Linked DNA regions of Mus musculus: all the other regions are linked to region 1. Evidence: chromatin loops called from intact Hi-C (ENCODE). Cell type or tissue: heart. All regions are shown on one strand. Region 1 holds the start of Lats1 (large tumor suppressor). Region 2 holds the start of Ppil4 (peptidylprolyl isomerase (cyclophilin)-like 4). Region 3 holds the start of Tab2 (TGF-beta activated kinase 1/MAP3K7 binding protein 2). Region 4 holds the start of Ginm1 (glycoprotein integral membrane 1).

The links. A loop is a pair of places that touch in the nucleus more often than their neighbours do. Peaks named below come from ENCODE experiments on the same cell type or tissue, not always from the same donor. Only the 100,000 strongest peaks of a DNase experiment are listed, where the experiment ranks them.
Region 2: a loop joins it to region 1, with 3 times the contacts of the local background. A loop is called at or near these places in 2 of 42 quality-filtered maps.
Region 3: it touches region 1 in a loop (2.1-fold over the local background); 2 of 42 quality-filtered maps call a loop at or near these places.
Region 4: it touches region 1 in a loop (2.2-fold over the local background); 6 of 42 quality-filtered maps call a loop at or near these places.

Annotation. Positions count from the first base shown.
Region 1 is chr10:7,678,703-7,686,702 of GRCm38, reverse strand. Nup43 (nucleoporin 43) reads right to left here. Exons shown (of 8, transcript NM_145706.2): 8 at 7,817-8,000. The coding sequence ends at 7,906. It overlaps Lats1 (large tumor suppressor), which reads right to left and starts at 5,494. Exons shown (of 8, transcript NM_010690.1): 1 at 5,253-5,494. It also overlaps a transcript of Pcmt1 not described here. In heart, a CTCF peak has its summit at 4,770; DNase peaks (open chromatin) are centred at 5,142 and 5,532; H3K4me3 peaks cover 3,178 bases; H3K27ac peaks cover 2,132 bases.
Region 2 is chr10:7,788,379-7,796,378 of GRCm38, reverse strand. Ppil4 (peptidylprolyl isomerase (cyclophilin)-like 4) reads right to left here and starts at 3,485. Exons shown (of 13, transcript NM_026141.3): 1 at 3,359-3,485; 2 at 668-735; 3 at 518-582. The coding sequence starts at 3,428. In heart, no CTCF peak of the experiment used is centred here; a DNase peak (open chromatin) is centred at 3,508; H3K4me3 peaks cover 2,148 bases; H3K27ac peaks cover 1,536 bases.
Region 3 is chr10:7,953,224-7,961,223 of GRCm38, reverse strand. Tab2 (TGF-beta activated kinase 1/MAP3K7 binding protein 2) reads left to right here and starts at 5,101. Exons shown (of 7, transcript NM_138667.3): 1 at 5,101-5,423. In heart, no CTCF peak of the experiment used is centred here; DNase peaks (open chromatin) are centred at 4,933 and 5,783; H3K4me3 peaks cover 4,254 bases; H3K27ac peaks cover 3,743 bases.
Region 4 is chr10:7,776,207-7,784,206 of GRCm38, reverse strand. It overlaps Ginm1 (glycoprotein integral membrane 1), which reads left to right and starts at 3,290. Exons shown (of 8, transcript NM_001346750.1): 1 at 3,290-3,446; 2 at 4,845-4,904; 3 at 6,337-6,433. The coding sequence starts at 3,333. In heart, no CTCF peak of the experiment used is centred here; a DNase peak (open chromatin) is centred at 3,356; H3K4me3 peaks cover 1,804 bases; H3K27ac peaks cover 1,227 bases.

The DNA of each region.
Region 1 (8,000 bases):
ATGTCAGTTTTTCTGTGACTCGGTGCACATCCTTTCTAATTCCCTCACTGGCCCCTCATCACCCTTTAGTGGGGTTCCTGGACCCAAGCTGTGCAAGGATGTGACACTTATTAAAACCAAAGTTTGCTGTCATACAGTACGCCAAGGGCCAAGCATGATGTCTCCACAGAAACGGTGCTCGCCACCAAGTCTAAAGAGCTGAGTTCAACCCCTAGAAACGCTGTGGTAGAACCAGCTCCCACAAGTTGTCCTCTAATCTCCACATTTGCCTGTAGCAAGAGCACACAAATACATGCAAAATAAGCAAACAAAAGCTCCACTACTATGCCAGGTGATGCCCTCATATAACTTGTGTTTACAATCTCTCCTGAGATCTAGTCCAATCTGAACTACCGAGAACCTGTCTCAAAATAAAACAAATGGGGTGGTGATATCAGCTAGTACAATGCTGGCCTAGAAAAGGCCTAGGTTCTCTCTCCAGCACTAGATTAAACTGGATGTGATGGTACTTTGTTCTGAAATCCTAGTACCTAGCACCTGGGAGACAGAGACAACAGGATCAGAAATTCAAGGTTAACTTTGGCTACTAGGATAAGTAGGGCCAGATGAAATGAGACCCTGCCTTAAAAAATAAAATGAAGTAATAGTTGGTAAAGTGCTAGTCTAGCAAGCATCTAGCCCTGGATTTAAATCCCTAGCATCATATAAAGCAAGTAGAATAGTGCACACCTGTAATAAAAGTCCAAGGACATCCTTAGCTACAGAGTAAGTTCATGCTATGTAAGACTGGTAACCTCAATTACAGGACTATTCTAGTTCTCAGAATGGGTGAAGTCAATGGATGGTCATTAATTATGCTTTATAGTTTACATACATACAACATGGTCCTTGAATGTATCAAAGCCAGCTAATAAAAATATACTACAAGCCAGACAGACACAGAGGGACCAGGTCTGCAACCCCAGAACTAGAAAGCTGAAGGAAATAGGAACATGAGTTCTAGGCCAGCCTGAGTTACATGGCAAGATCATGCCTCAAACAAAAGAAATCACCTCCACCAATCATGCAATAAACATTTTTGTGCACACGGTGCTGAGTATTCCTTAAGGTAAATTCTGAGAAGCAGAATTGCTGAGTCAAAGAACTAATGGCTGTAGGTGTAGTTCAGTGGAAAAATGCTTAGTATATGAAAAGTCCTGGGTTCTAGACCCAGCACTGCAAAAACAAACAACCCTACATATATATGTTTATGAAAGGAAACACATTTAAAATCAGGGCACTGGACTGACAATATACCTCAATAGTAGAGTAATTGTCTAGCATGCTCAGAACCACAGATTTGATGTACAAAACCACAAAAAAAATAATTAATAAAATTCTGGAAATGTAAGCTTATCTTCTAGGAAAGTATACTAGTTTACAACCCCTCCAACAAAGTATAGCTAATGCAGGTAATATCAAGTCTCACTAATCTTTATTACTATGATATGACAGGCAAAGAGAATCTTAAAAAGAACTCCAGGCAAAATAGCCCAACTGCATTAGCTCAAGGAACAATGGTGCCAGAATAGAATTGATAATGAACAATTCAATCATGTTATTTTCCTATTCCATAACTATAAATGACTCCTTCCTTCATGGGCTCTTTCAACAGCACTCTCCCAGGAAGAAAGTTTAGCCTTTCCACCCTAACCCTAACCCTGACACCACCCCCTCCCCAACTCCAGGGTCTCTGTGTAGCCCTGGCTGGCCTAGAGTTTCCTATGCAGAAGAGATCTGCCTGTTTCCGCCTCCAGTATGACTCTCAACTTTTCAACTGACTAGCTGTGTGACTCTGGGCAAACTACTTAGCTTCTGTGCCTGTTTTTCATCTTCAAATATGTGCAAACACTGGATCTATCTCAAGGTTGTTATGAACATCAAATAAGTTCAATCCTAAGTTTTCAACAAGCACCAGACAGGCTCCCTTCAGCACGGAGGAGTCCTGAAAACTGGCAGCCTTCCCCTTACCTTTGTATCTCAGGTCTATACTTATATCTCTGCACTTGTACTTCACATCCTAACCAAGCCAGATGATCGGCTCTCATGCTTCATGATTTTCTACTTTAATGACTTACTCTTCGCGTTCCTGAGAGAGCCTATGCCATATTTTTGTACAACTTATACTCAACGTTCAAGGCTTCATTTAAATACCTCCCTAACAGAGAATCTCTTCAGGAGCTGCTTATTACCCGAACACAAGACAGTTTACACGACTAGAGCAGAATGTCTGCTTTTGTTATATTCCTATTTTTCCTAGCTCACACATTCAGAGGATTTGGTGTCTTGAGTGTTTCTTTTAATGAGCAAAGAAATAGATCTAGAATTAAAATGCCTTGTAGCCAGCTAGACGTACTGCTAGAATGGATTCCACATACTCTAACCTAGCACAGGGCATTTTCATCACACCAATGTTTTAACCTTGCTAGATTACACTCAACCTTGACAGGACAGTTAAAATGCTTTAGATTGAAATAAAGCTTCCACTTAAAAAAAGAATGAAAAAAAAAAAAAAGAATGAACCTTCTTCAAAAAATGTATTAAACAGAAACAAAAAGAACAACAACAACGACAACAACAAAACCAAACTGGTACAACTACACAGTAAGATTTCAGAGCTTTACAATACTCCTTTAATCCCAAAACTCCACAGGTTGAGGCAGGAGGATGCCTGTGAGTTCAAGGACAGCCTAATGTACAGTGAGTTACAGGACTAGTTGGGCTATTGCAGGAAGAACCAGTCTCAGAAACAAACAAGAACAAAGTTGTACTTTGGGCTGGATTAAGTTTATAAAGACAACCTGCTAAAATACTTGGTGAATAAAGATAGAATGTATTGGGCTGAAGAGATGGCTCAGTGGTTAAGAGCACTGACTGTTCTTTCAGAGGTCCTGAGTTCAAATCCCAGCAACCACATGGTGGCTCATACCCCTCTGTAATGAGATCTGATGCCCTCTTCTGCTGTGTCTGAAGACAGTGTACTTATATATAATAAATAAATAAACCTTTTTTTTTAAAAAAAACAGATAGAATGTATTGCTCCCTAGTAGCAGTCTTAAGTACTAAGAGGGCAACAGTGACACATCTGTCCACTGACATTTTCTCCCAATTACTTTACAGGAATTAACTGATCAAGGGGCTAAGAGATGGCTCTCAGTGGTTAAGAGCACTAGATGATCTTCCGGAGGACCTTAAATCCCAACACCCATATCAGCAGATCATAATTCTCTGTAACCCGAGTTACAGAGGCTCCAACTCCTCTTCTGACTTCAGTGGCACTAGGCACACACATGGTGCACAACATACATGTAGGTAAGACCCAGAAAATACATAAGGAGGAAGGAGCCAAAGTGAAAACTGGGGCTGGGGGCGTAGGTTGGTTTGCAGAGCACTGCTGGGCTGCACACAGCCAAGGGCTGGATGGTACGTGATTGGTGGTACGTGATTGTAATCTCAGGAGAGTAAATTAATGGTCACCCTCAGGTACAAAGGAAATCCTAGGCCAGCCTGGGCCACAAAGACCCTGTCTCAAGAACAAGTAACAAAGTGAAAACTGCTGAGTGAAATGGCAACTTAGTGAGATCTGTCTCAAAGAAAAAAGGGTGGGTAGAGGGCTTCCTTACCACCCATCTATAAGGCCCTACCCACATACAGTGCTCAGTATGAGAAGAACAAATGGAAACTATCACTTACATTTTTATATTGATACTGAATAATTGTCATTTCTACTTGATAGTATGTATCACTAAACTTTTGTGATATACAAAAGTCATGTAAATATCACATCTAAATGAAATTAATAATCACAGTAGGAACCTCTCAAGATTATATGTATATAGAACAAAGACTAGCATGAAAAACAGAAACTTAAATGATGAAAATAAAGCCAAATATCATACACACAGTTTAGGAGAAAAAAAAGACTTCTGTGAAGAGTCTCAAGTCATAATCAATAATCAGGCACAGAAAGAGAGCGCCTTTTCCAGCCTGTGCCACTATCTAGTTTATTGCAATAACAGCCTATAAGAGAAACACAGATTCCTCGCCTGCCTGCCTGTCTGCCTGCCTGCCTGCCTTGGAGAATCACCTCAACCATATTACCTACCTGACTACTCACTAGGTAAGAGAAAACTTTAGTTAAGGTAATAAAAACTAAAGATATCTTAGAAGAGAGTCATACCTCATGGAGAAAATTTGATTTTAAAGGACTAAAAACCTTAACATTAGCGGGGCATGGTGGCTCACAGCCCAACCCCAGAGGCGGGCAGATCTTTTTGAGTTCCAGGTCAGCATGGTCTACATATTGAGTCCCAGGCTAAGGAATACATTGTGAGACCCTGTCTTAAGAAAAGTATAATAACCTTCAATAAATAATCCATAAACTTCTGACAACCTTCATGCCAGGCATTTGGGCTAATTTCCAAACCTTGAGTGATACCATATTGTGTGAGACTGTACTTACTGCTCATCTGACTTGTAACTTCTAGTGAATACACATATTTTAAAAAGTCATATTTACAAATGGAGACAAATATTTTAACCTCGTTCCCTTAGAAAAGTGATTTTCCAACTGCATTAGTGGGAGAATTGGGATAAGTCATCGGAGAGTTATTCTTTCCTTCGCTTCGACTTTTTTCCCCAGGTACAATAAACAATCTTCCCTTACTGTCTTTCCTTCGTTTTCCAGTACTTAAAAAGCACCCGAACAAGTGACACGTCTCTCCCACCCCCTGCCACTAAGCGGTGAGCTAACAAATTGCAGCGAGCTGGAGAGGTTCCCAGGACTGCTTCAAAGGTGGACCCCGACGGGAGGCCCGCTGCGAGGCCAAAGAAGTGAGGCCGGTTTGGTGCAACCTTGCGTGAAAAAAACCACCTTTCGCTCCTCTCCCCTCTAAAGCGGGGAGGGGTGGCTGTCGTCCCGAGCCCCCGCCCGCTCTTCCCAGGCCAGCTCGCACCTCGGAGGCCTCAGTGCCCCCGGGCTCTCCCTGCGGCGCCGGGTGCGGCCAACCTCCGCTTCCCCAGGGCAGGGCTCGGCTCCGGTCAGCGCAATCAGCCCCAGTCAGGCCCAGACCCGGCCGGCTCAGCCCGCCTGGCCACCGCGGCCCCTGGACCCCCGCCAGCGGGGATGGGCGTGGGCCCGGCCGGCCACCGCCCCGCCGACAGGGACTCCCGAGGAGCGCGAGCCCCACCCGCGGCGCCGGCTCCGGACCTACCTGCAGGGGACGGTGAGGCTTCTGGACAGCCGCTGCGGGCCCGAGGGCCGGCGCCGCGGCGGCCCGGAGCCCGTCCCCCAGGGCCCCTAGCGTCGCTCCGGGTTCGGGATGGGGCAGGGCGGGGACACACGCCGGGGGGCTGCGGCCGGCCAGCGCGGCCCGACGCGGGGTCGCGAGGACCTGGCTCTCCCCTCAGCACCAGGCCATCGCTGCCGCCGCCATTTTGCCTTCCACTCCGTGTCGCCGCCGCCGCCGTCCGCCGCGGGTTTCCCGGATGTGGGCATTTCCCGGCGTCGCTTGCGCGGGGGCCGAGGACTGGGGGCTTCAGGCCGCCCCGCTGGGCCCCGGAGCTAGCGCTCCGTTTGTGGCCTCCCGACCGAGACTCGCTCGCCCGCTTCCCCGAGCCGGGGTGAGTGTGGCCCAGAGAGTGGAGTCTGTACCACCACGTTCTGGCTCCGCACGGAGACGCGGGCGCGTCGCGGCGAGCGTGGGTCGCACCAGGAAAGGGCGGTGAACGGCGCTCCGAGACCGCGGACGTCACGAGGCAAGATGTCTAGAGCTTGAATAAAACTCGAGTCTTCCAGAGCTGGGAGCGAATGTGGTTTTGGAACTAGCCAGATGGAGTGTTCTTGAAACTGGACCTGTGGATTTGCAGAGTTCGGTCCAGCGGATCTGCAGGAGAGGTCATTGTAGCCATAACGAGTAACGGGGCCGCTGTCAGAAGTTCTGTTTCTCTTGAAATTGAATCTGCTGTTCGGGATGCATCACTGACTTTGGTCTTTTAATGCATTGTTCTCTTTTGCGGGGGATTAGGTCCACGTAGAGGATCTCTAGGCCGCAGCGTGTGTGCCAAAACTCCCATTCTCCTACCCCACTCCACCTTTCCTAGTGCTGAGAATCTAAATGGTGCCAACCAACACTGGGCTGTCTATCACCTGTAAATATGAACACAGTCCCCAGTTTTGCTGGTAGGTAATACATGCAATTATTTTTTTTTTCAGATACTCTATTTTGTGTTAGACCAAAAAAGTAAAAACGTTGACATCCCAGTGTAACCAGGAATTGAACCATGCTATGCCAGTGCTCTACCACTGAGCTATATCCTCAGAACATTTTATAGTTTTCATTGAGACTGGGCCTCACTGTTATCCGGACTGGCTTTGAACTTGTGATCCTTCAGCCTCAGTCTTAAAGGTAGCTGAGATAACAAGCCTGCTCCATGAAGCCCAGTTCTGCTTTTTTCTGAGGTACTGTATCCAAAAGTTCAACTATGAAAACCTCAGATGGTCAAATTTAGATGACAAGGGAATATTTTAATGTAGTCGCTGCCACTGCTTTAGCTCTGTCGTCATAGTAAAAATCCCTAATGTGGCTTCAGCCCCACTATGCTGTTGGGATCGTCCTACAAATCAAGGTCCCTACCTTGTGCTTTGGTAGGTAGGTACAATTTTAAGACGTGTAATTCAATGGACTATGTCTGCTAATTTGAACCATTAAAAATATTTTAAGCACAGAGAGCTGGAGCTGCTTCTTGAGAGGGCTAAGTCACCGCACAAGCCAGGGTGCAGTGAAAAGACCCTTGGGAAAGAAGCAGAGGAGCGGAGGCCAGGCCAGGCCAGGGCCTAAACTCAGGCCTCCAACCTGGAGCTAAGTCTGGGAGAGCACCAGCATTACCAACTTTGCAATGATGAGATGCAGTTATTGTGTAATACTTCCAACTTTTAAAAATCAGAATTACCTTTGGGACACTTTTTATATTAGGTCATTCTTTTTTAGATGTTAGAAAACTATCTAGAATGTATATTGTTCACAAGCATTGATGTGAAAACATTTGTTTTTGGAAATAAATGCATTGAAGGATGCATTGAAAAGCTGGGGAATCTTGGCATATGATCTAGGTAGTTTTCAAGAGGCAAAGCCAACATTTGCCATCTTTGAAATAGCTGAACCTCATATCGCCCTGTGTGCACAGCATCCTACCATATACCTGTTTCCTGTTGGCTAGTTTTGTGTTTGAATGTGTGTGCCACGGGTGCCTGGTGCCTCCGAAGGGCAAAGGAGGATGTCAGATCCCCAGGAACTAGAGGTACAGATGGCTGAGTCACCATGTGGATGCTGGGGACTGAACCTGGGTCTTCTGCAAGACTAGCGGGTGCTTTTCTTTTGTGTTGTTTTTGTTTTTCCAGAAAGGGTTTCTCTGTGTAGCTCTTGCTGCATTGGGACTTTGCTCCATAGACCAGAGGCTGGCCTTGAATTCACAGATCCACCTACCTACCTACCTCTGCCTTCCAAGTGCTGATTAAATTAAGGTCTACCAAGGCCCAGCTAAATAGCAAGTGCTCTTAATAACCACTGAGCTATCTCTAGCCCCTGGCTATATGGTTGGTTTTAATTCACAAAATTCTACTTGGATTCTACACTGTTTATTTTGTAGAAGTGTTAAGTTAAATGAAGGCATGTATTAAACAGCACTGGGACCCTCTGATGCTCTCAAGATTTTTTGTCATCAGTCATTGATCAGATTCTAATAAGTGTTGGGGGAGGAAGCAAGCAGCAAGCCAACATTGGGCACTGACATTAACAAACAGTTTATTGTTTCCTTACAAATGCCACTTTCTGGTGATAAAATTTTGATAACTAGGTTTTTTCACTTTCATGAAAATAGTTGTCTGGTAACATAAATGGCTTCTGCATCAGTTCCACAAACAAGACAGGGACCTAAAACATCCAAACTGTTTACAGACAGAG
Region 2 (8,000 bases), 110 kb before region 1:
TGGCTATTCCTGGTTGTCAACTTGACAATATTTGGAATGAACTACAATCCGGAATTGGAAGGCTCACCAGTGACCCTTATCTGGAGGCTTGGAGATCCTTATCTGGATCTTGGTTTGAAGATCTTGAGCCATAGTGGCTATGGATTCCAGAAGATTGAATCTCCGAGTTTAAGGAACACACCTTTAATCTGGGCTACACCTTCTGCTGGAGACAATATAAGGACATTGAAAGAAGGGAGTCTAGCTCTAGCTCTTGCTCCTTCGCCTGCTTGCTGCGTGAGACTGAGTAACTGCTAGATCCTTGGACTTCCATTCACAGCTGCGACTGAAAAATTGTTGGGAATTGGGCTGCCGACTGTAAGTCATCAATAAATTCCTTTACTATCTAGAGACTATTCATAAGTTCTGTGACTCTAGAGAACCCTGACTAATACACTCTCCTTTCCTGGTTTCTTTTGATCATAGTGTTTCATTATAGCATAGAAACGCTAACTAAAATACACACATAGGAGCTTACCCAAATATAGACTCTCCTCCGCGGCCAGTCCCCGTGGGATCTCCTGTTTGTATGATAAAATCCCTCTAGAATATACAAAATTCTTTGTTAATTCATGGTTTACTACATGTTTCCAATAACTAAGAGCATGACTGAGACCTACCAACTCACCTGTACATTGTGTATGAGGCAATAGTTGTAATATTTTATTTTGCACAGCTTCAAAAAATTCAAGCAAGCTGAAAAGAAAGTAAAAACTAAATTACAGGAAAGCAAAAAATCAGTTTTAGACAAATTAGTGACAGCATAATTAGTACAATTTAATCTAACTTTGCATTTTTATTAAAAGAAAAACAAAGGTTCTGTGAGCTGGACATTTTAGGATGGGAGCCTTGCCAAAGGAAATTCATCACTAGGGACAGGTTCACCCTACTTCTGGTTCACTTTCCCTGTTTGGTGTGCTGTGCTAAAGATGTGATCTCACAGCTGCCTAATTCAGCCAAAAACTGCTGTGCCTGCCCCACCATTATGAACTGTCCCTCTGGAACCATAATCCAAAATAACTGCTTCCATGAGTCCCTTTCTGGTCACAGTGTTTTGTCACCCCGATAGAAGAGTAACTAGTACAGCTTTCTAGGTGTTTGGCACTGCCATCAGAAACATCGCTAAATTATAGCTCATGCCCGTGAAGGACTCATAGATACATGCCAACAAGTTCTTAAAGCACTAAGAACCCACACAGAAAGTTAAATACATGAGGCTCCTTGCCCTTGGTAAATTTTTATTGATGGAACTAGTGTCATAGCCAGGTATGATGGCATATGCCTGAGAAGAATCAGAACCATGAATTTAAAACTAGTGTGAGGAACAACAATATGAACTAACCAGTAACCCCAGAGCTCGTGTCTCTATCTGCATATGTAGCAGAAGATGTCCCAGTCGGCCATCATTGGGAAGAGAGGCCCCTTGGTTTTGCAAACTTTATATGCCTCAGTAAAGGGAACACCAGAGCCAAGAAGTGGGAGTGGATGGGTAGGGGAGTTGGGGGGAAGAGTATGGGGGACTTTTGGGATAGCATTTGAAATGTAAATGAGGAAAATACCTAATTAAAAAAATAAAAAACAAAAAACATGTGAGATATACAATAAGGCAGCCTCAAAAATAGAGAGAAAAAAAATACAACAAAGGTCCTCACAACTAAACATGAAATAATGACACTAGGCATTTCTAATAATACCATCTATATTATTTAAGTAGTTATATATACATAACTATTACACACACACATTTGGTTTCTTGAGACAGGGTTTTTCTATGCAGACCTCTGTGAATTTGCCTGGCCTACAGAGTGAATTCCAGGAAAACCAGGGCAGATGCTGTACAAGGCTTTTTTCTTTTTCTTCTTCTTCAAGACATGGTCTCTCTTTGTAGCCCTGGCTGTCCTGGAACTCACCCTTTAAACTCAGAGACCCACCTACCTATTTCTGCCTCCTGAGTGTCAGGATTAAAGGCATGTGTTACCACTGCCCAGCTTGTACCAGGATTCTTAAGATAATGGAGATATTAAGGCACAGTTTCTGCTCTCCTTGAAGCACATCACTGGGAGGAGACAATCATGCACATAGTTCCAGGACAGTAAGTACATGTTCTAATAACATGAGTGCTGCTGTGATTTATAAAACCATTGCAGACAAAACAGAAGAAACAGACTAACTGTAGCTGACCTAAGTGTTACACTGAAGAGCTCATGCTTTAGTTGAGCTCTTCATATATATATATATATATATATATATATACACACATACACACACACATACACATACATATATATATATATACATACACACATACATACATATATACACATATATATTCATGGATATATATACATATATATAGTCAGGAAATGAAGTTCTCAGAAGGATAGGGAGTGGAGAGGAGTGTGGGCATTGGCAACAGTAAGAATATAGAAGGCTGCAACAGAAAGTGTAGGGTTTGTGAGGGAGGGGAGGAACAGTTGAGCATGGGAGAAGGTGTGCAGGCAGGAGGCACTCCCTGTGTGCAGTGCTGCAGCACACCTTCTTTCATTCTGTGGTAATCTCTGCATTCCACGGGAGAAGGACAATGATTGTAGCTAATCTCTCCCAGTTTCCCGATTCTCCCAAAGGATACATTCTCCACACAGCAGCCTAGTGTCTCTCCAAGGCAAGTGTGCCATGCTATAATCCTGCTCCTGAAGTGTTCAAACCAACAACATGGCAAAGAGGACTTACTAAGGACCTGGCCTACCAGTATTTGGCCTGACTGGAAGTCAGTGGCATCTATTTCATTTCACATACCAATTCGTTCCAGAATGCCAGATTTCTTTCTATTACCAGAAAAACTCCAAAGAAACTGCTAAGTACACCTTATCTAACACTCATCTTCGAAAAGGCTAGGTTTCTTATGTGGCTTCTTCCCACCTCTCTGTTTTGCATAGCAAAGTGCACATCCATCTGTTAGGACTCGAAGTTAAAACTGGAGCTCGCTTCGTCCTCCCTCAATGGACATTCAGACGCCTGAACTCTAGCTGATCCCTGGCGCCTTGCAGACCAGCCAACTTCCTACCTGCTTTCATCATGACAAATGATGTCAAGTCAAACCGTATTTAACCCTTTCTTTACCTTTCACGAGTAAAGAAAGCATAGCCACGAAAGCTACACCTCACCCAGACCCACAAGCCACAGTTCTACACACCACACACACACACACACAAAACCAAGGCCTGCTATGAAACTGAGCTCGAGCCAGAAACAGCGAAGAAAAGGGAACTTTGGCAGCGGGCTCACGGCCCCGCCAGGTCGCGAAGGCCTCCAGTCTCACCCCGGGGACGCTCTTCAGTGTACAAGTCGATGACCACGTCGCCCAGAGTGGTCTCCAAGAGAACCGCCATGGCGCCGGCTCCTCCGCAGGAACAAACACCCCGGCAATGACAGGCGCATGCGCAACCAGCGCGCGCCTACGTCTTACGTCACGACGTGTGCGACGGCTTCTGGCGTCAGCCGCGGGCGCCGTCGCCCACCTCGGAGGCGCGATTTCCCGCGGCCTAATGGCCGGCTCGTTCGGCCCGGCAGCTGTTATCTGGTGCCCGCTGTCTTCTGGCTGTGGAGGCTGTTTGAGGACTCTCTTCCGCCCTTGGTGACCCATATAAAGACCTGTATCTCAAGAGGGCCATTCCGTAGGAATAGCGGAGGCATCCGAGAGCTGAGAAACCTCCAAGCCGGCGGCACATCCTCCCCTTGCCTTTGGAAGAGGTTGCCCTGGGGTTTCCATAGTCTCTCCATCAAAATCGCCAAGCCCGAGGCATCAGTTGCTCGGTGAAAGCTGTAAGAAAAGGTGACTAACAAGCTTTGGTTTGGGGTTTTTCTTGTTGTTGTAGATTTTGATCATACTAGTGTGTGTAGATCAGGACTGGACATGGCTTAACAGCACAGAGGTTTTGTGCAACAAATTAGAATACAAAGGCTTCAGTCTTACATTGGAGATATGTAATAAAAACTACCGGTTTTTTTATGCTGATAACATATTTCCATGTTTTAGTACACTCTTTACTTTTTTAAAATATTTTTTAAGATTTATTTATTTATTATATGTAAGCATACTGTAGCTGTCTTCAGACACTCCAGAAGAGGGAGTCAGATCTCATTACGGACGGTTGTGAGCCACCATGTGGTTGCTGGGGTTTGAACTCAGGACCTTCAGAAGAGCAGTCAGTGCTCTTAACCAGTTAGCCATCTCTCCAGCCCGGTATACTCTTTTCTAATCAAGCAGATTATTCCCTTTTATGTCATTTTAATGTGTACTTGTGAAAATCAGAGATATGACAGATCATAGGCATATCCAGGAAGATGAGGAGAAAGGACTTTTTAAAAGTAAACATTTTTTTTTTTAAGAAAAATAGTATTTGAAGCAATTTCATGGCTAGAAGTGTTCACCACGCATGTGTTATTCCGTATATTCCAAGGAATTTAGGAAACAGAAGATGGTAAAGAAACATGAATTTATTTATAGTCTGGTCCCATTTAGAAGGGTGTAATCAAAAACCCTGCACCTGTTACCGTCTTCTAGTTTAGAAAATCATTGGATATGGGCTAGAACACATGGAGATGATATAGCTGTGCAGGAGTTGATAAGTCACTGGACTGATTTGTTCAATCAATGAATGGCTTCATTGGTAAGCAATGAAGCCATTGTGAATACATCTCTCTTCTCTGCCTCTCACTATTATTTATCTCTTGCATTGGTATAGTTTGGATGGATGACTAAGCCTTTCTGGTTTGAATTGGAAGAAAACAAGATTTGTCCTCAAAGAAATTCAATAGCAGTACAGCATTTGCCTTGCATGTGTCAGTCCCTTGTTTCAAACTCTGGTACCAGAGTTTAGATCTGGTTTTGATAAATAAATAAATAAATAAATAAACAACAAAATAAAAATTTCAACTCCATAGGTATTTAAAAGAAAAATGAAAGCCTGTGTCCATGTTCTTTACTTTGATTGACAGTACTGAGATGTTAATGTCCTTAACGTTTTCTAAAATCATAGTAGACTCTTGGAACAGCAGAGCTTTTCAGGAGAGATACCCTTCAATGAGGGCAAATATACCAGCCAAGCCAAGGAGGTCGGACAGGAGTGATCATGTTGTGAGAAGAAGACTGCATTTGAACTCAGGCTGAGAAAATGGCTCAGTGACTAAAACCACTTCCACCTCAAGGCCTACAGCCTAAGTGTGGACCAGGAACCCACATGTTACCACAGAACCAGCGCCAAATGCTACCCTCTGACCGCCACATGCACACCATATCCATGCATGCTCACACAGTTTTTACAGATTTGGGGGGATTGTGGAGAGAAGCATTTGTGGATAGTAGCACTGGCTGCTCTTCCAAAGGACCCAGTTCAGCACCTAGCATGGCCATGGCTGCTTACAACCATCTGTAACTCCACTCCCAAGGGATCACACATCCTCCTCTAGCCTCTAAGGGTACTGCATGCTTGTAGTGCACAGGCACACATGTAGGTGAAACACCCATACACATAAAAAAAAGAAAAAATTAAAGTTTCTCAGAGATAGTACACTAAGGACTTTGTCAGGAAGTGACTGGAGATGTACATCAGATTATACAATGCCTGCCTAGCATGGATACAACCCAGGATAATGTTTCTTGTACTGTATAAACTACATGTCTGTAATCCGAGCACTCAAGTTGTAGAAGCGGGATAATCGTTGAAGATCATAGTCACTGTGTAGCGAGTAAAAGCAAACCAAGGATGCATAGGCCCTGCCTCAAAAGCAAACATTTGAATCAGATCTGCATAGCCTTCAGTGAACTGAAAACCTGGTAGGAACTAAAGTATACATAGGAACTTACATACAGACTCTTTGCAGAATACAAGACAGTGGGAACAACTACACAGAGGCAGGACCAACATTTGCAACCAGTGTCCTGAAGGAATTGGCAGAGGTGTGACAAGACCTGGCAATCCATCTGTGAAACACTGCCTGCTAACTAGGATACCACTGGTAATGTGATCATCCTAAGGAAGATTCCCATTGCTGAGGGATGCTCAAGCTGTAAACAGGATTCTAGGACTTAGGAAAGGAATGCAAGGGAATCCAGATGAGAGTCAACCATGTTTACTGCCAGCTTTAGCATTCATTCCCAGCCCCAAGGTGGGAGAGTAACCAAACCCCACCCTACATGGAAAAACAGCCCACCAATCCCTAAGCCCATCCAAGGTCAAGACTTGAAATCCCACTAATCCTTACCCTGGAAAGCTCCGCCCCTAAGAAATTCTATATAAGCCCTACCTTCTGCACAATTAGCTGCTGCAGCAGCCACCCAAGCAGCAACAACCTCCACCCCCCACCCCCGGGGTTTTCCCTGCCAATAAATGTCGTGTGTGAGGTTTGTTATGCAGTGTGACTTTATGGTATTCCTTGGCTCCTAATTGCCAGAATACCTTTCTGGGCAGACCTGAAGTACTTCTACAGAGAATGACTTTCCTTTCTGAACTGCAACACTTAGAATGTGTATACCTGTTTTCCACCTAGAAGGCTGGAAGTGGATGTTGTTAATAGCATGGTGATCTGTGCTGTTTATAGGGCCACACCACACTATTATATTTATCCCATATTCTCCTTCGCTAGACCTTTATCTTTCTCAGGCAACAGAACCCTCCTTAGAAGAGATGTCACATGTACCTTATAGCTTAGTGCCCTCTAAACATCTGTAGGACTGAGACCAAGCCAGATCCTAGGTACTCAAGCTATAGAACCCATCTTCATGGTAGAGGTCACATGTACTTTGCAAAAGAATTTCAATGAAATTACACCGTAAGCTCAGAATTGAGACAACTGTTATCAGAAAACATTTTTTTCTCAAATTGTAACATATTTAAATATATCTAAAACAAACTGCTTGGTATGAGACTATAGAAGTATGAACCAACACCAACTAAGTAAGTCATGTTGAGCTGGCTTTCCTTCTTGCTGCATACAGACTGTCTCTCTGCCAGCCATGACATTTACCAGAGACCCACAAGTCTGAAAAAAACACAAGTAAAATGAAAAAGGCAGTATGGCTTCTCTCAAAAATACCAGTCCCAGGGTGTTGACACTCAGTGGGACTAGTTTAGAAGAAATTCAAAGAATTCACAGAGTGATGGTATATGTGTTCAAAGACAGCATGGGCATGCATAATCGAAATGAACTGCAAGAGAATAAATATACAGCTAAGTGAGGAAAGAGACTCAATATGTGAAATGGGATTTAATAAAGAGAAAGTCTGGAAATAATTATAGCAAAAAGTGTCCCAAATGTAAGGAAAGAGACATACCCACACTCAAGAAATAGGATCAGGAAAGAAGTTCTCATCATATTATGGTTAAAACACCAAATATACAAAACAAAGGAAGCGTATCAGAGCTGCAGGAGAGAAAACTACTGAGACATGTATAAAAGGAAGCTTTGTAGAATAATAGCTTAGTTATCAACAGAAACATTAAAAACTCCCAAAGGTACAGAATGTATTTCAAGTTCTGGGAGACTGTGGCTGCCAACCCAGACTACTATACCCCAGAAAACTATCTTATAATTGATCAAGAGACAGAAACATTCCATGATCGAACAAACAAAACAAAAACAGGCTAATGGAATTTATGAGCACAAAGCCAGCTGGCCCTACAGAGGATACTGGGAGAGGAACTCTTGAACCTGTGGGTAATGATATACACATGAAGAGGATACAGGAGAGAAAAGTAAAAGATGTTACAACAGTAGATAAACCAATGAGGATTAAGGAAACAGCAGTTCAAAAAGACAACAAAGTAGCAGGGATTAATACACCCCTTTTCTGAATATCTGTGGTCTCAGTTTGCCCATCAGAAAGAGAAAGGCTTGCAGATTTGTGTTTAAAAACAAAAGCCAGGTGATAGTGGTCCACACCTTTAATCTCAGCACATCTC
Region 3 (8,000 bases), 270 kb before region 1:
AACCTGTTTCACTGTGAGAACCAGAGACTAGTCTGTGGTTCAAATATGACCCAGGGGAAGGGAAGGGAACTAGTTGGGAGAAGTGAGCTATATTTGTTACTTATTGTCATAACAAAATATTTGACACAAGTCATTTAAAGGAAGAGGAGGAAGTTTCTGGTTCAAGCCAGAGTGTACAATCCACTTTTCTAAGAAAGGTGTGGCTGGTCACAGTGCATCCACTTAGGAAGCAGAGTTAGATGAAGGCCGGAGCTCAGGTCACTGTGGGGCCAGGAAACTTGGTAAGGTTGAGTGGGTTGGAAGCCCTGGAACCTCATACCAGAGGACAGTAGGAGCTTCACCTGCTTCTGATCAGGCGCCTGATACATGACCATAGCCCCCCATGGAGAGGATCATGACAATCAGTCAGCTAAGGCCAACACCCCAAGCCCCTCCCTCCACATGCAGATAAGGCATCCCTAACATCTCAGACCAAGCCAATAGAAACCATCTGCTGTCAGACCCAAACCCACCCCAAAATGTATATAAGATCCTATCCAGAAGGAATAAAGGTGTGTGAGAATTACTCTGTCATCTGAGAGCATCTGTCACATAAGAGCAGTAACACTTCCTGGGAAAGAGGGCTCTCTCCCAAAGTTTTCCCTGCTAGAGGCTGCCAGGCCTATCTGGTCTGTCATAGCAGTGTCTTGAAGTAGCAGCAGCCAGAGAAGACAGCTTTAATCGACTCCCCTCTCCCGTTCACTTGAACCCTTCCCCGGGCCAGACACTGCTCCCCCACCCAAGATCTCTGTGGATAATACCAGCAGGTGACTGTCTCATTTTGGTTGTCTGAAAGCCCAGTCCAGGAGGTGGTCACCCACATTAAGGCAGGTCTTTCCACCAGTTAAACCCCTCTGAAAACACCCCCATAGAGATTCCCAGAGATGTGTCTTTTAGGCGATTCTAAGTCACATCAAGCTGACAATCAAGATTGACCATCACAGGAAGAAAAGGGAAAGCTGTTTTGGAAAACATGTCCTCCTCTCTTTTCCTTCCCTTCTTCCTCCTGCTCTTCCTCCTCCTCCTCCTCTTCTAGATGTCAACATTCCAGATGCCTGCCACTACTAGGACCATCTTATTAGCCTGAGGAAGATTCGAAAGCCCAAAACAGCAGAGCAGAAATGAAAAGAACCCAGATGTTGACTGCATTATTACACTTTAAAGTCTTTCAGACTGAGGTCTACCCTGTCTTGAAGCCCCCAAATCTGTGAGGTATAGGTTTTTATATTATTTAATAAGGTGTTTTAGGTTAGACTGTCCTCTAACTGAGGATACTGCTGAACGCCTGGCCAGTCTGCACCTCACAAGTGCTAGGATTCCAGGTGTGCACCACCATGGTTCATTACTTATGCCATCTTCTAAATCAAGATTTGTTAAATGCCATTAAAAACTATCTTAATAACAGATCGCACCATAGCAACCGCTCAGTGTCTCTCATTTGGACTACTGCACTGCTATATAATCTGTGGCTTCACCCCTAATCCAATGTCCTGAATAGCTTACCAACAAAGCCCCCGGGATCAGTCTATCTCTGCCTCCTCAATGCTTGGATTAGAGATACATGCCATATTGCCTCAGTTTTATTATGTGGATCTAGAGATCAGTCTTCAGGTTAGTCCAGCAAAAACCAGGTGAGGTGTCATGACAGCTATAAGGGCATCCATCTTAAAGACCCATTTATTTAATCATGTTCTTTCTCTAGTATAAACTCACGTTGCTCTCATTGCCTCAAGAACAGGCTAGGCTCAGCATTTGTGGTTTTACGCAGCTCTGCCTTCCTTTATATCTTGTATGCTATAGATACACCAAAGTAAGTGTTTCTCTCACTTCTCTCCTACACTGTTCAAGCTGTCACTGCCTGGAACCCTCTGGCTTCACCTCCACCTGCCACGTGCAGTCTTCCTCTTGAAGCTTGCCCTGCTTCTCCTGTGTTCACGCCCTGCACAGTACTATCTCCTCTCCTATGCTTCTATGGTGACTATCACCGTCTACCTTGTGCAGATGCTATTTATAAAGTGTAATCTCTTCCGCTACCAGTTCTGTGGAACAGCATTTTCTGTGAAGATGGAATGCATGGTTTACTGAGCACTTGAAATGTGGGCAGTGCAACTGTGGGTATGAATTTTAAGTTGATTTAAATAATCACAGGTGCTTGCTCAATCAGAAAGCACAAAACCACATTAAAATGTTCTGAATGGCGAATTGAATTTTATCCAGTTTCCTGTAGCTACTACAAAGAATACTTGGAAGACACAGTCTGCCCTTATTTTCATTAGTCTTGTGGCTAGAGGGGACTATCCACCAATTCTATAAACAGAAATCATAATTATCAACTATATAAAGACATTCCTAGTTATTTATGTTCCAAATCAAATAGACTGAAAATGTTAGAAAACATACCCAGATAAGCCAAACCTCCAGTTTGTTTGTAGGGAGAAAATAAGAGGAGGGACCATCTATCTGGAGCGCATTAAATGCCTCCCCTTGCTGAGCCAAGGAAGCCCCTAGGAGTTGAAAGGCCTCCTCTATTTTGCTGCTACTGCTGTGCTGAGGCGGAAGCCCAGGGCCTCTCACAGGTGTGTGTTCTAGCACTACAATGCATCTCTAGCCCAGGTTGGCTTTCTAAAAGTATTTGTTTTGAAATAGTGTCAAACTTATCAGAAATTGCAAGATCTTTTAGGCTTAAGTGATTTTGAGAACCGGGCAGATGTTACCCGATAAAGGCCAAGCTCATAACCAAACTTTCAAAACATTTTGAGACACTACAAATGCCCTAGATTCATCAAATATGACTTTTAAAATGCTTCTAATTACCAATATTTAAAACTTATCACCACTCTCTGTATGTGTATGGCAGATAGGAAGTATACATCCACACAGAAAAAGCATATAGAATATACATATTTTTTTTTCTGAGCCACATGGGTAAAGTTTTATACATTGTGTTCTTTTACCTCTTTAACCCTTCAGTGTGTTTAAGAATATTGTAATGAAGAACAAATTTCAGAAGGTTAAAGATAACATAATACTTACATTGTCTCTGTAGTCCTAACTTTACCTAACTTTACCCAGTTATCCCAATACAAACTACTTTGTAACCTTTTCTTTCCCAGCAAGGGATCCGCCTTGGGGTCTCATGTCGCATTAGGATGTCATGCTCTTTAGCATCCTTTAATCTGCGATCTTTGATTCTTACAAGATCCCAGAAGGGGTTTGTTCTGTTTTGTTTTTTGTTTGTTTGTTTTTAAAGGCATTAGTTCTTTCATAGAGTTTTCCTCTACATAGCTATCTGGGGCTTTCTCTTCATTAGAGATCCAAGCTCTTCAAATTTGGGCAATGATGTACGATTATATCTTCTCTTCCTTTTCTCAAACCCATTACATTTGTTTATATGGAAAATATATTTCTATTAAAATGTGTACACGTACATTTCAGAAAACAAATTTTGAACAGGAACTATTTTTTTCTTAATCCACTTCTATTATTTCAGCAGTATATGTTCGAATTGTGCCTCAGTTTAAGAGAAGTACTGTTTATTTAATAATTTCTTCAATTTATCTAAAATCATTACACTGACTATGGAAATAATTCCTCAGAGAACTGTAGTATTAGGGCTCAATGGCGTCTGTTACTGTGAATTAATGAAAACAGCATCTACTATGTGAATTATAATTTACTTTTACTTCGAACACAGAAAAAACACTTTTTCAAAGTATATACTTTTACTTTCTTAATGTCAACCGAGAGAAAAATTTAAAAGTTCCAATGTTGTAAATCATTAGCACTCTGACTTCTGGCGGGCTAAAAGTTTTTAAGTAGAGCTAAACCCCAATATTTCAGGTACTTTGTAAAACTGAGTGTAAAAAGGAAGTGAAAGGGTTTTAAGTGTTTAAAAAAGGGGCTTTAAAAACAATAAGCAATAAGCACCTATGGAGCTTATACTGATAACAGAATAATAAAAATAGTCCTTCCGGATTTTTTTCGGTAGTATGAATTTCTTCAAGGAAGAAACTGGCAGCGATATGCACACTTTGGACAGGGTCAAGAAGAAGAAAAAAAAAGCCTTTTTTTTTTTTGCCATATGAAACCGCCAAGATTTTAAAATATTTTACATTGTGAGAAACATCTGAACGTTGACCACCACCACCCAACCCCACCCCACCCCGAGGGAAAACGAAGCACATCTTTAAGAAGATAGAAACCAGAAGTGTCCCCTCCCCCGCGTCTCCCCTCGAAGCTAAAGTGTCTTTGGCTCTGCTTCTAGGTCTTCTAGGAACGTGCAGTTACAATCGCAACGACTCGCTTGATTCTTTAGATCGTTCTCTCTGCGGGCCCCCACTGCTGATCAAGGAAAGTCCAGCGGCCGAGCCAAACTCCGCTCGGGTCCCGCGGCTTCCAGGACGCGTCCCGCACCGCCCGGTCTCCATCCGACCCGCCGTCCCTCCCGGGTCACCCGGTAGCTCGCGGCCTGGGCGCGGCCCGGCTCCAAGGGGGTGTGTCCGGCTCGCGGCCCCGCAGCCCCGCAGGCCCGGCGCTCGCCTCCGCCTCAGGCCCACCTGCCCCGCGGCCCGTCAGGGCCTGCAGGGTCCCGCCCGTCTCCCCGAGCTGGGCCGCCGGCTCGCACGGCTCGCCCTGCTCGCACAGCCCGCCACCCGCTTCCGGAGCCGCGAGGCCCTCGGCGGCGCGCGCACCGCTCGGCTCCTCTCTCTCTCCCTCCCTCCCTCCCCGTCCGAGCGTGAGGGACCCGCGTGCTCCTCCTCAGCCCGCGCCGGGACGCGTCCCCTCCGGCCACGGCGAGCCGGGAGTGGGGACGGCGGCTGGCGGAGGTGGGGCGTGGACAGAGCATCCCCGCCACCCGGCGGAGGGAGGCCTCGTCACGGCCGCCGCCTCAGATCTCGCGGTGTTTGCCGGCCGCCGCGCCGCCATATTGTGTGGCCGTATTTTGATGCGGACTGGGCTGGCGGAGCCGCGGCGCGAGCGGGCGAGCGAGCGAGAGCTGGGGGGGTGGGGGGAGGGCAGGCGAGCGGCAGGGGGGTGGGGGCGGAGGGAGGCAGGGCGGCCGTGCGAGCCGGAGCCGAGCAGCGGGCCGCGGCGACGCCGCCCCGGCCATCGCTTTGATCCGCGGCAGGCGCCGGCGGCGGGGCGCCCCAGGCCGACCCCCTCCCCTCCCCCTCAGCCGCGAGCGGCGGCGGCGGCCGGAGGGAGTTGGCGGCGGCCGGGCGGAGGGGGCCGAGCGGGGAGGGAGGGAGGGCTGAGGTGTCCCCCCTGCCGGGTGGAATCGGCGCTGGCGGCGGCCGCGGTGACGACGGGGGAGACGGCTGCCCAAGTGGGAGAGGCGGCGGCGGCGGACGAGGAGGAGGGGGAAGCCGCGGCGGCGGCGAAGGGTAAGCGGACGGCGCTGCGGGGCCTCGGCGGGATCCCTCCCCACCCCCCACCCCCCCCACCCCCAGCCCGGCTCCCCGCGCCTGCAGCGGCTCGGGGACCGGCTCTGCCTGGCGCGCGAAGCCCTAGCGGGGCGTCCGCGCCTTCCTCGCCTTCGTCCGCCGCTCCGCCCGGGTCCTGCCCGCGGTGGCGAGGCGCAGGGAGGCCCCCCAAGTCCTGCGGGGAGGGTGGGGGCGGGGAGCCTGGGGCCTGGCCTGGGCTCCGGGGCGTCGGGGGAGGGGGACCGGGCCTGCCCCGGAGCCCAGCGCCGGAGAGAGCCGGGGGTGGGGGTGCCTTGGCCCCCGGTCCGCCCCCAGGCCTGTGATCTGGAAGTGGGAGGGAGGGAACCAGACGCCTTTGGGGGAACCCAGGTCTGGATAACGATGACTTCGGGGCCCGCGAGTTAAGGGAGAGCCGGGGAAGTTAAGTGCAGGGTAAAGAGGAAGCACCTCTCTCGCTTTGCTTTCCGATTTTGCTTGTCTGCAGCCTTCTTCCAAATGGGCAGCACGCCCCGCTGTGAAGAGGTTGGGGCCCCCTTAGAGTCCACAGGACTACTCTGATTTTCTTGCCCCGAGATAGTGGTTGGAAGAGGAAGACTTAACAAGGGTCCCTGGGTGTTGCTGACAGGTGACAGGTGGATCTGTCTGTTGCTGATGCTGTAGAATCCTTGGCTCATAATTGTAGGCCGAAAGTGTCAGGGAGCGTGTGAGTTTGTATTTACGTGTTTGGCCAAGTTTCATTCCATATATAGTATATTTGAGATGCTAAGTTTCCATTCAAGTCAGCTTAATTGTTATGGAGGAATTCTTCAAATGTTTCTGATAAGAGGGGTTTTCAGGAGAGTGGTGGAGACTTGCAGCCTCCTGGAGCTTTTATTCGAGTCTCCGTGAAGTTCGGGTTCCCAAAAGCATTGCAGGCTGTTGGTAAATGGGCTTCTAGTCATTGGAAAGTTCTTGGACACAAATGCAGTATTCGAGGCAGCAGCCAGACACTCTAGCTTTGCATCCATTTTGTCAGTGCTGGGTAAGTTAGTAAAGTGCCAAATCGTAGGGTTAGGTTGATTGCCATTTTATAAAAGGAATGGCTTTGTGTCCTAGCTTACTCAAAGGAGATGTTGCTCATGAAGCAGCTTCAAATTTTGCTAGGAATTTCACTGGGTACAAAAGAGGGTTGTTTGTTTTTTGTTTTGGTTTTTTTTTTTTTTTTTTGGTTTTTTTGTTTGTTTTGGTTTTGGTTTTGGTTTTGGCTTTTAGTTATCACTGTTTACCACACTTGGTACAGCAAGAGTTTTGATGCCTTTTCAGAAGCATCCTTAATGTCTTAGTAAAGGTGAATCCATGATTACTTTTAAAACTGTACAACTTGAAACCTTTTTGAAACCATACATATTTCTAATAAATGAACAGTTGCCTTTTCTTTTACTATATGCTTTAGCTAGCTACTTTAATTCCAATCCTTAGGAAAAAATGTCAGATTCATGAGTTGGGTTAGTATCCAGATAGTCCACGAAGGCTTCTGCAGCTTTTAACACGTGTGTGGAATGAATATGTTGAATGGTGGTACTATCTGTGTATTAGCAGGAAATAGAACAAAAATTCCAGTGATTCAGAACCTCTGCTTGCCCCTACACCAGTGTGTAATAGAGAGTGCTTTATGTTTTCAGGCTTAAAGAATCAAACTGAAAGTTGAATATGGCAATTATTATGTTAGCCACTGAATATATGCCATTGCTTCAACTTTCTTTTTGTTTCATCAGATAGCTTTTTCTGAGTTAGAATGGTTTCCAAAGGACACTGGGAAATACCACTATTCAAAATGTTCTCTGTGACCTCTCATAATAGAACCTGTGTTTGTATAATTCATAAGTAGATGAAATGATCAACGGTGCAAATGACAATGCTTCTCAGGGAGCAGACTTTAAGTCAGCTGTGGAAAGAGGTGCTTACCTTTAGCCAAGGCTGTGGTAAGATGTGTAGTTACCACACCTATTTAAGTGAGGCAAATTCTGCATAGTTAGGTGCGCACTGCCCAGACTCCCAATTATGTCCCTACTGAGTGTTTTATGCTCTGGCAAAGGTCTTAACATGATTGGCTTTGTGCCTTGACAGAAATAAAAGTTTTATTCCTCTTTTATGTAAGGAAAATTCCCAAAGAACTGGTTCAGTGAGCCACCTTCATTTTGAGAACTAAGCATAAAGTATAGCAGAGATTGCTTGTTTATGAGGCATGCGGTAGTAAAGCTCCAGTAGGATGGGTTTTCTAACCCTGAAGTTACACACACACACACACACACACACACACACACACTAAATGCTTATTTTTATGAATATCAGGATACTTTAGAAAAGAAGTTTTGCCTTCCTATATTTTTAAAAGTTCCTGGAAATATTTATAATGTAGATTATAAATCATAGAGTAACGTTTACATTTCATTATATCACATGCCTCAGAGAACAGAAGTAATGCTTTTTGTTTTGATTGACTTATGTTGTCTTTCTTTTAATAAGAACTCTTTAAATCAGGATTATGCGATAATAGAG
Region 4 (8,000 bases), 98 kb before region 1:
TATTTGTGTGTGTGTGTGTGTGTGTGTGTGTGTGTGTGTGTGTGTGTGTGTTTGCATGTGTTAGTCAGAAGGCCTTACAACCTTTGGAACTAAAACTACAGGTGGTTGTGAGCCACCTACATTGGGCCCTCGGAACTGAATTCCAATCAGTTGTTAGAAGAGCAACAAGCACTCTTAACTGCTGAGCCATCTCTCTAGTTCTCTAGACTCATTTTTAATTCCAGAAGTTTATCACAGAGTGTAATAGCCAGTAGTTTTAGATGACCAGAGAAGTAAGTAGGCCTTCATTATAGAATCCACCAATAAGTTAGTACTGATGTACAGTACCTCATAGTGGTTGAGAACTTAGCTAAAAAGTGAACATTTTCTGGGCTGTGGTGGTACACACCTTTGATTCCAGCACTTGGGAGACAGAGGCATGTGGATGTCTGTGAGTTCAAAGCCAACCTGGTCTGTAGAGTGAATTCTAGAACAGCCAGGGCTACACAGAGAAACACTGTGAACATTTAACGAGTCCTTCTTAGGTTTGTTATGGCGAATCTCATCCTAGTCTCCTCTTTGCCCATGTTACCTCTGTCAAAAAGAATTCCAAGACACACAAATGTCGTGTACAGATATTGCAAGGTAAAGTGGGGCACTCTCAAGGTTGACAAGTGGACAAAGAACCACTGCAAAGGAAACACTCTCAAAGGGTGAGGGTGGATAAAGACCAGAGATAGCTTTCCTGAGGGATGGTTTTCCTGTACAGGTAATTGATAGGCCCATTTTGGTTAACTCAAGTTTTTTTTTTTTCTTTTCTTTTTTGAGACAAGGTTTCATGTAACCAACAATGACCTTGAGCTGATGGGAATTATATTCCTTATCACACCCAGGTTTTGGGTTTTGCTTTTATTTATTTACATGTGTGTGTGTGAGGTGTGTACACACTTGTACCACAGTGGGTATGTGGACATCAGAGGATAACTTGCAAAGAGTTGGTTCTCTCCTTCCATCATGTGGGCTTCCAAGGGCTAAAGTCAGGTTTTCAGGCTTGGCAGCAAGAGCCTTTATCAGCCGAACCATCTTGATGGGCCCACAGTCAATGCTGGGAATGAACCCAGGGCTCTGAAGCACTGTACCAAGGGAGAGGTGGATTCATTGCTAAGGATGGGGACAGTGATGTGGCTGTGCTTTACCAGAAAACCCCCAGCTAAACAGTAATATTCTAGACTGCTACAGTGTCTCCAGCAGAGCTCATGCATTTAGTAGTCACAGTTCAGCAATTTCATTTCCTGGATTTACCATCTGCTGATTATGAAGGAGGGGGGATCCATCCTTAATGACCTACTAATATCTGAGAGCTACCTAGCAGTTTACTGTACCCTAGAAGTAAGGCATATGGCAGAGGTAGTAGGAGAAAATGGCTTCAAAAGCTGAAAAAAAAAATCCTTTCTATGGCAAAGGTTTTATTTCAAAGAAAAACTAAATACATTTCTTTAAAAAAAAAGATTTATTTTATGTATATGAGCACACTGTAACTGTACAGATGGTTGTGAGCCACCATGTGGTTGTTGGGATTTGAACTCAGGACCTTTGGAAGAGCAGTTGGTGCTCTTAACCACTGAGCCATCTGACCAGCCCCCTAAATAAATTTCTTATTCTACCTAACAGGCCATACATACAACTACGTGTCAATCGGTATGCAATCCTGTATTAAGAAAACTCCTTCCCCGGGGGAGCTGTGAGCATCTACCCCTACTTCTAAGGTCTATGACAAACCAAAATATAATCCCACCAGCATTCGCCCAGGAAGTCCTTGGGTTTATTGGGCTTACTCATGTGAGGGGTTAGTAACAGAAGTGTGGGGACCCCAGGGCAATGGTGGGAAATCACCACGGCTGAGGGCTTCTCAGTAACCTCCTGGCTGGGGTCCGGTCTCCTACTCTTCCCCAGCCAATATGCTCCAGCCCCTCCCTGAAGTTCAGTGCGATTAGGACAGAATTGTTTTCCAGCTGGCCTCACGACCTGAGTTGGATCCCCGTAAGCCACATGGCAGAAGCGGAGAACTGGCCCCCGGATGTTGTCCTCTCACGTCCACATGACACCTTGCTCCACAATAAATACAAGCTAAAGGGTTAGAAAAAGGGTTTGGAAAGGCGGCTCAGCGGTTAAGGCCCCTTATTGCTCTTACAAAGGACTGGGGTTTGATTCTCAGCACCCACATGGTGGTTTACAACTCATTTACATAAAATTTTAAAAATTAACAGGTTAAAGAAAGGTCTACACCTTCATTTCATAGGTTAGGAAAGTAATGGAGCAGAATGTGGAGACATGTGAACCGGGCTTCATTTGGTGGCATTTTCTCTCGACGCCAAAAGTACAGTGGGACATTTAAGGTAAGGGCCAGGTCCTCAGCCCTGACCCATGACAAATTATCACTTTCCCAGCTCTAGTGCAATCTAATCGAATCAGATACTTGGGGCTGTACGGAGGCCCAGTACTTCATAAACTTTTTAAAGTCTCACCTGGCCGGGCAGTGGTGGCGCACGCCTTTAATCCCAGCACGTGGGAGGCAGAGGCAGGTGGATTTCTGAGTTCGAGGCCAGCCTGCTCTACAAAGTGAGTTCCAGGACAGCCAGGGCTATACAGAGAAACCCTGTCTCGAAAAACAAAAACAAAACAAACAAACAAAAGTCTCACCTGTAGCCAGAGGTGGCAATTTATGAGTCAGTAGGAATGGTGGTGTTTGCCTGTAATCTCAACACTCAGGAGGCAGAGGCAGGAGAATTGTCACAAGTTGAATGTCAGCTTGGTGTAGATAGAGGGTTCTGGAGCTGCATAGTGAGAGCCAGTGAAAAAGCGGGTACCTCTCCAAGTGCTAAATTTTTATTTATCATTCCTGACATTTTATAAGACACTAGTTGTTTCATTTTTTTGTAAGTATATCGACATATTGATACTAATGAAAAAGTACCATCAAGGTTGAGGTGAGAGGGTGGCACACTTCTGTAATTCCAGCAGGATCAGTAAGTAGTTCAAAGCTAGCCTAGGCTACTGTTTCGAGATCCTGTTTCGAAAGAGAAAACAAAATCACACTCCAAAAGTAAAGGCTTCGTAAAGAATTGCACTTGTTTGGAGAAAACCCCTTTCTCATCTCAAACTCCCGGAGGACGCTCACAAAGTTGGCTCCGCCCATAGACGTCAAAGGCCTGCGCAGCCCCAGCAGCTCGGTCGACCCGCCCCATTTGGGAGGGGTCGGTCCCGCCCCCCAGCCCCTCCCCTCCCCTAGGCCCCGCCCCGCCCCGGACCGCCACGCCCTCACCTCCCGCCGCGCCGGGCCGGTGTTGTCCAAGATGGAGGGCGGCCTGTCGGCGCCGCTGTCCGTCCGGTTGTTGCTGTTCATAGCGCTGCCAGCCGCGGGATGGCTGACCACCAACGCGCCCAGGCCGCCGTCCACAGCCCCGCAGGTAGGGCTGGGCGTCCGCAACAAGCCGCTCCTCTGCCTGGACCTCCGGGAGCCCGGGCGGGGTGACGCTGCCCCCTCCCGCAGGTGGACAGCCGAGAGTGCGGGGCTGGACCGGGTCTGGCCGCCGGGAGAGAAAGGGGGGGCTTTCCCGGATGCCGGGTGGGGTGGGTCCCCCGAAAGGGAACGCAAGGAAGGCGTGCAGGCGTCCTTGAAAGTGTGGTCAAGACTGCGGCCATCGAACTTGAGTTTCCTAGCGCCTCTCGAATCGGTTCGGATCCTGCCAGGTTTTGCTGTCGAAAATGCGTGATCGCTAGTGACTTCGGTCGTTTGTAATGGCTCCTTCCTGGGTTAGCGCCCGGTCCTGGGCCCTGAAGATGTTTGTGTTGCCCAATTAGCAATTTTCCAGGCCACCTGTGTCTGCTCGGCCGCGACCAGGAGGGAGTGCCTTTCTTGGTCTCGGGGCCACTCGGGCTAGCGACTGAGGGAGGCTGAAGGTCTATCGCTTCCCGGATGGGCTTTTTATTGGATGTGTGTTTGTGTGTGTGTGTGTGTGTGTGTGTGTGTGTGTGTGTGTGTGGTCGTGGGGGTGGGGTGGGTGGGAGGAGCAGTCCTTTCCTGCGTGATGGGTCGGAGATGAGTTTCTTCAACATCCCAGGGGAACGAGATTCAACCGCTCTAAGGTCACAAGTCTTTCAGATTCCTGGCTTACTGTGAGAACCCTGCCATTGCAAAATGCCAGCCCATGATTTACTCTTGTTGCCACATTGGCCTTCTTCAGTATAGTAGGAGAAAGTTTAGAGATTATAAAATTCGAGTTTTCCCCAAATGACAAGAAACTTATGTGGTAGGAACACACTAAAGACAGAAGTGACTGTCATGATAAATGTCACTTTTTATGTTTAAAACTTTACTTGTTGTGTATATGTGGTGTTGGATCGGGAACTTACACCAATGGAGGTCACAGGATAACCTTGTGGATTCAGTGTTTCCCATGGTCCTGTTTTGCAACAAGTGCTTTTATAACTCTTGAGCCATCTCCAGCTCTTTATTCTGCTTATAATGTTTTAGAATTATGCTAGAACTCTTCTTTTGAATACAGAAATCACAAAGCAGTAGCAACAACCTTGCAACTCTCAAGCACACTTGTATATGAAATTGTAGTTGAGCCGCAATTTCTTCTGGGTAAAATAGCAACTGTGCGGACAAGCACCCGGAAACCAAATAAATACTGGGTGATTGTAAAGTTATAGAGATATGGACTTATTTCCTCTCTTTTAGAATTTTGGAGATTCTTCATCATCTCTTCTGAATCCAAGAAATATTTGAACTTGCCCGCACAGTCAGTTTATTTTCAATATGTAAAGTGAGTATCTGTCCAACCTATACCTTTGTTTTGTAGAATGGCATCCAAATCAATGTAACTACCCTGAGCAAGAGTGGGGAAGAGTCTGAAGAACAGGTTTGTCTTCTTTTGATTATATTTTTACTATAATATTTAGCCAGAAAGTTTTACTGATTGTATTAGTCCATTTTCTGTTATTACATTGCAATGCCCAAGGCAGGCTACTACATATAAATACATGAAATCTATGCCAGGCTATATGAGGCTAGGCGTAGCACTTCATTCCTGTAATCCCAGCACTTTGGAGGCTGAGGCAGAAAGGGCTTACCTCAAATTAAAGTCAGCCTGTGCTTCTTAAGTAGCGAGACTGTCTTAAGAAACCCAAAACCAAGGACGGGAAGGATGGCTCAGTGGTTAAGAGCAGTGACTGCTCTTGTAGAAGATCCAGGTTGGATTCCCAACGTCCCCAAATGGCAGTTTATAACCATCTATAGCTGACCTAGACCAGCAGGTCATTCTCCAGTGACAGGCTGCTGAGGGGATGAGAAGATAAAGAAGATAGAAAAGTAGGGATCAGGGGGCTTGCATAAGCTATGTCTTATGTCAAGCAAGCTTACGATAGATATACAGTGTCTAGTGTGTAGTTTTATGGGAAAAATGGTACTGAGTCAGTAAAAGTCTGCTATACTGTGGGAATAAGTCAGCAGGAAGTGATTCAAGCAGTTCTACACAAGGGGGGAGGGTACTGGATATCTCAAGGGTGTCAGAGGATGGGGTTGGGACACACAACGTAGCCCCTTAGGGTGGGAAGTGTTGGGTTCTCAAAGATCAGAATCTGTAGCTGTCCCAAGGTCCTGGCTCCAGGCCATACTGACTCTGCCAAGCAGGCTCAAGGGTTAGAGACAGTTTAGAAGAATGTTTTTGCTATACATCAGGGCCTCAGGGAAAGCCTTAGATCAGCCTAGCCTTCAACATGTATCTTCACTTCCAGGGAAGCAGCACCCTGTTTTCCTCTTAGGCACTACACACACGGTGCACAGACACGCATGCAGGCAAAGCATCTATACAAATAAAATAAAAATATATAACTTATTAAAAAAACCAAATCAAACAAAACAAAAGCCCTAAATAAAACCAAAAGGGCTTTTGATGTTTTGCTTTTAGCTTAGTTATGGAGGCTCAAGGACATAGTGCTGGTGTTGGTTGTCTTTGGTCTTATGGCAAATGGTACCAGAGTGATAGGAGCTAACAGGAGGACAAATTTATTTTGCCAGATACCAGATAAGAGAGACTGGGATCCCACAGTGCCTTTGAAGACATTGTCCTAGGGATTAGACATCTACCACTAAGCTTTGTATCTTAGAGGGCTCCCTTCCCCCAAACATCACCACTTGGAGAGAGACCAAGCTTCCAACACATGGGTCTTTGAGGGGCAGAGCCAAACTATAACACCTGCTACACACATAGTTAGATGATGTATTTTTGATATGAAGAGTTTGTGGTCATTTATAAACCATTGAAATTAATGTATATGCTGCTTTATTTCAAGGTTGTTCTTAACATAACCTATGAGCGTGGACAGGTATATGTAAATGACTTACCTGTAAATAGTGGTGTAACCCGAATAAGCTGTCAGACTTTGATAGGTGAGTACTATTGAATTGTTTCCAACATTACTGTGTCTTTAATAATATTAAATTAGTTCTGATGTGAAGTGGGACCTTAAAGTGATACATTGTTTCTATAGTAGTAGCTAAGGCATTAAAACTCGTTGATTATTGAGATGCTGTGTACTTATTCCTTCTTGGGACTGGCCTTTAGTTACTGGTAGGTTAGAAGTGTAACTAGCATAGAAGTGGTAGATTAGCATAGGTGTGGGCTAGCCAGCTGGAGAACCCTAGTTCTCATTCATCCTGGTTGTAGAAGATAGATACTAATTGTATGTGCGGCTCCTCCTTTATTGTTCTTACTCATCTGTCAACAAAATGCTCTTCTTTTTAGACTCATTTCTTTTTATGTGTATGGTGTTTGGTCTGCATGCATAGCTGTGCCATATGTGTACTTGGTACCCAAGAAGGCCAGAGAGGATGTTGGATCCTCTGGAACGGGAGTGGTTGGCAGTTGTGAGCCACTGTGTGGGTTCTGAGGACTGATCCCAGGTCCTCTGCGAGAGCAGCAGGTGCTCTTTTAAAAAGCCCCTGCTTTTCTCTTTAAACCTCAAGGGTTTTGGTTATTTAAAGAATCGAATAGTGTTATGTTGGGCTGTATAATTTTATTTGAGTAACATAAAGGACATGGGAGATGTGACTCCTGCTCTGTGCCTCCTGAGAAGTCATGACTGGGCCTGTCTGGCACTGAGGTGGGGAGTTAAGCAGGGTTATTCGTTCATGCCTGGAAGCAAGCATCACTGAGAAAATTCTTTCAAAGCTGATGACTGCAGTGAGGAGGAAGTCAACATCGGTGGATTTTGCTGTTGTGAATTTATTCTGTGGCAGGGGTATGAGAGCACCTCTTTGTTGTATTTCTCTTGTGCCCCAGGCTGTGGGCTTAGACATGCTGACCAGGCTGGGAGGGACACTAGTAAGTAAATAGGACAAAAACACTTGATTTATTAAGCCAGTGACATGCAGATTTGTGTTTCCATAGTCCCAGCTCCTGGCTTGGCCTAGGTAGGAGAATCACTGGGTCTGGATAACTTAGTGAGGGAAGATGCCCGCCTCCTGCCCCAGCTCAGAGAGGTGCTGAAGACAGAGCTCCGTGGTAGATATTTGCCTGACAAGTGAACTGCCGGGCTCCATCCTCAGCAGCACAGTAAGCGCAACACAGCCACACAGACAATAAAAGAGGGGATGCTGAGGAGCCTGAGAACTCAGGGCTGACAGCGCTGGAGCCCAGAGGGCACTAATCACAATCACATCATGGCCACATGCCCCAAATTACTGTGAGCATGCTATGGCTAGAGCCTGAGGAAAAGCTGAGTGAGGTGACTGACAATACTAAGTAGCTAATGAATTGGTATCCAGTGTTCTAGATCAAAGGAACAGCCCTTTAACGGCTCACAATGAGCTTAAGCCCCGAGGTGTGCATTTAGGAACGTGTATTTGTATTCTTTTTGACAAGTAGTCCTCATATTTGGGAGACAACAACTAAATGTTCATGTTGTAGCAAATTGATCAGTGTGTACCTCTTTACAAGTGTTTTAAAGGTTTGTCT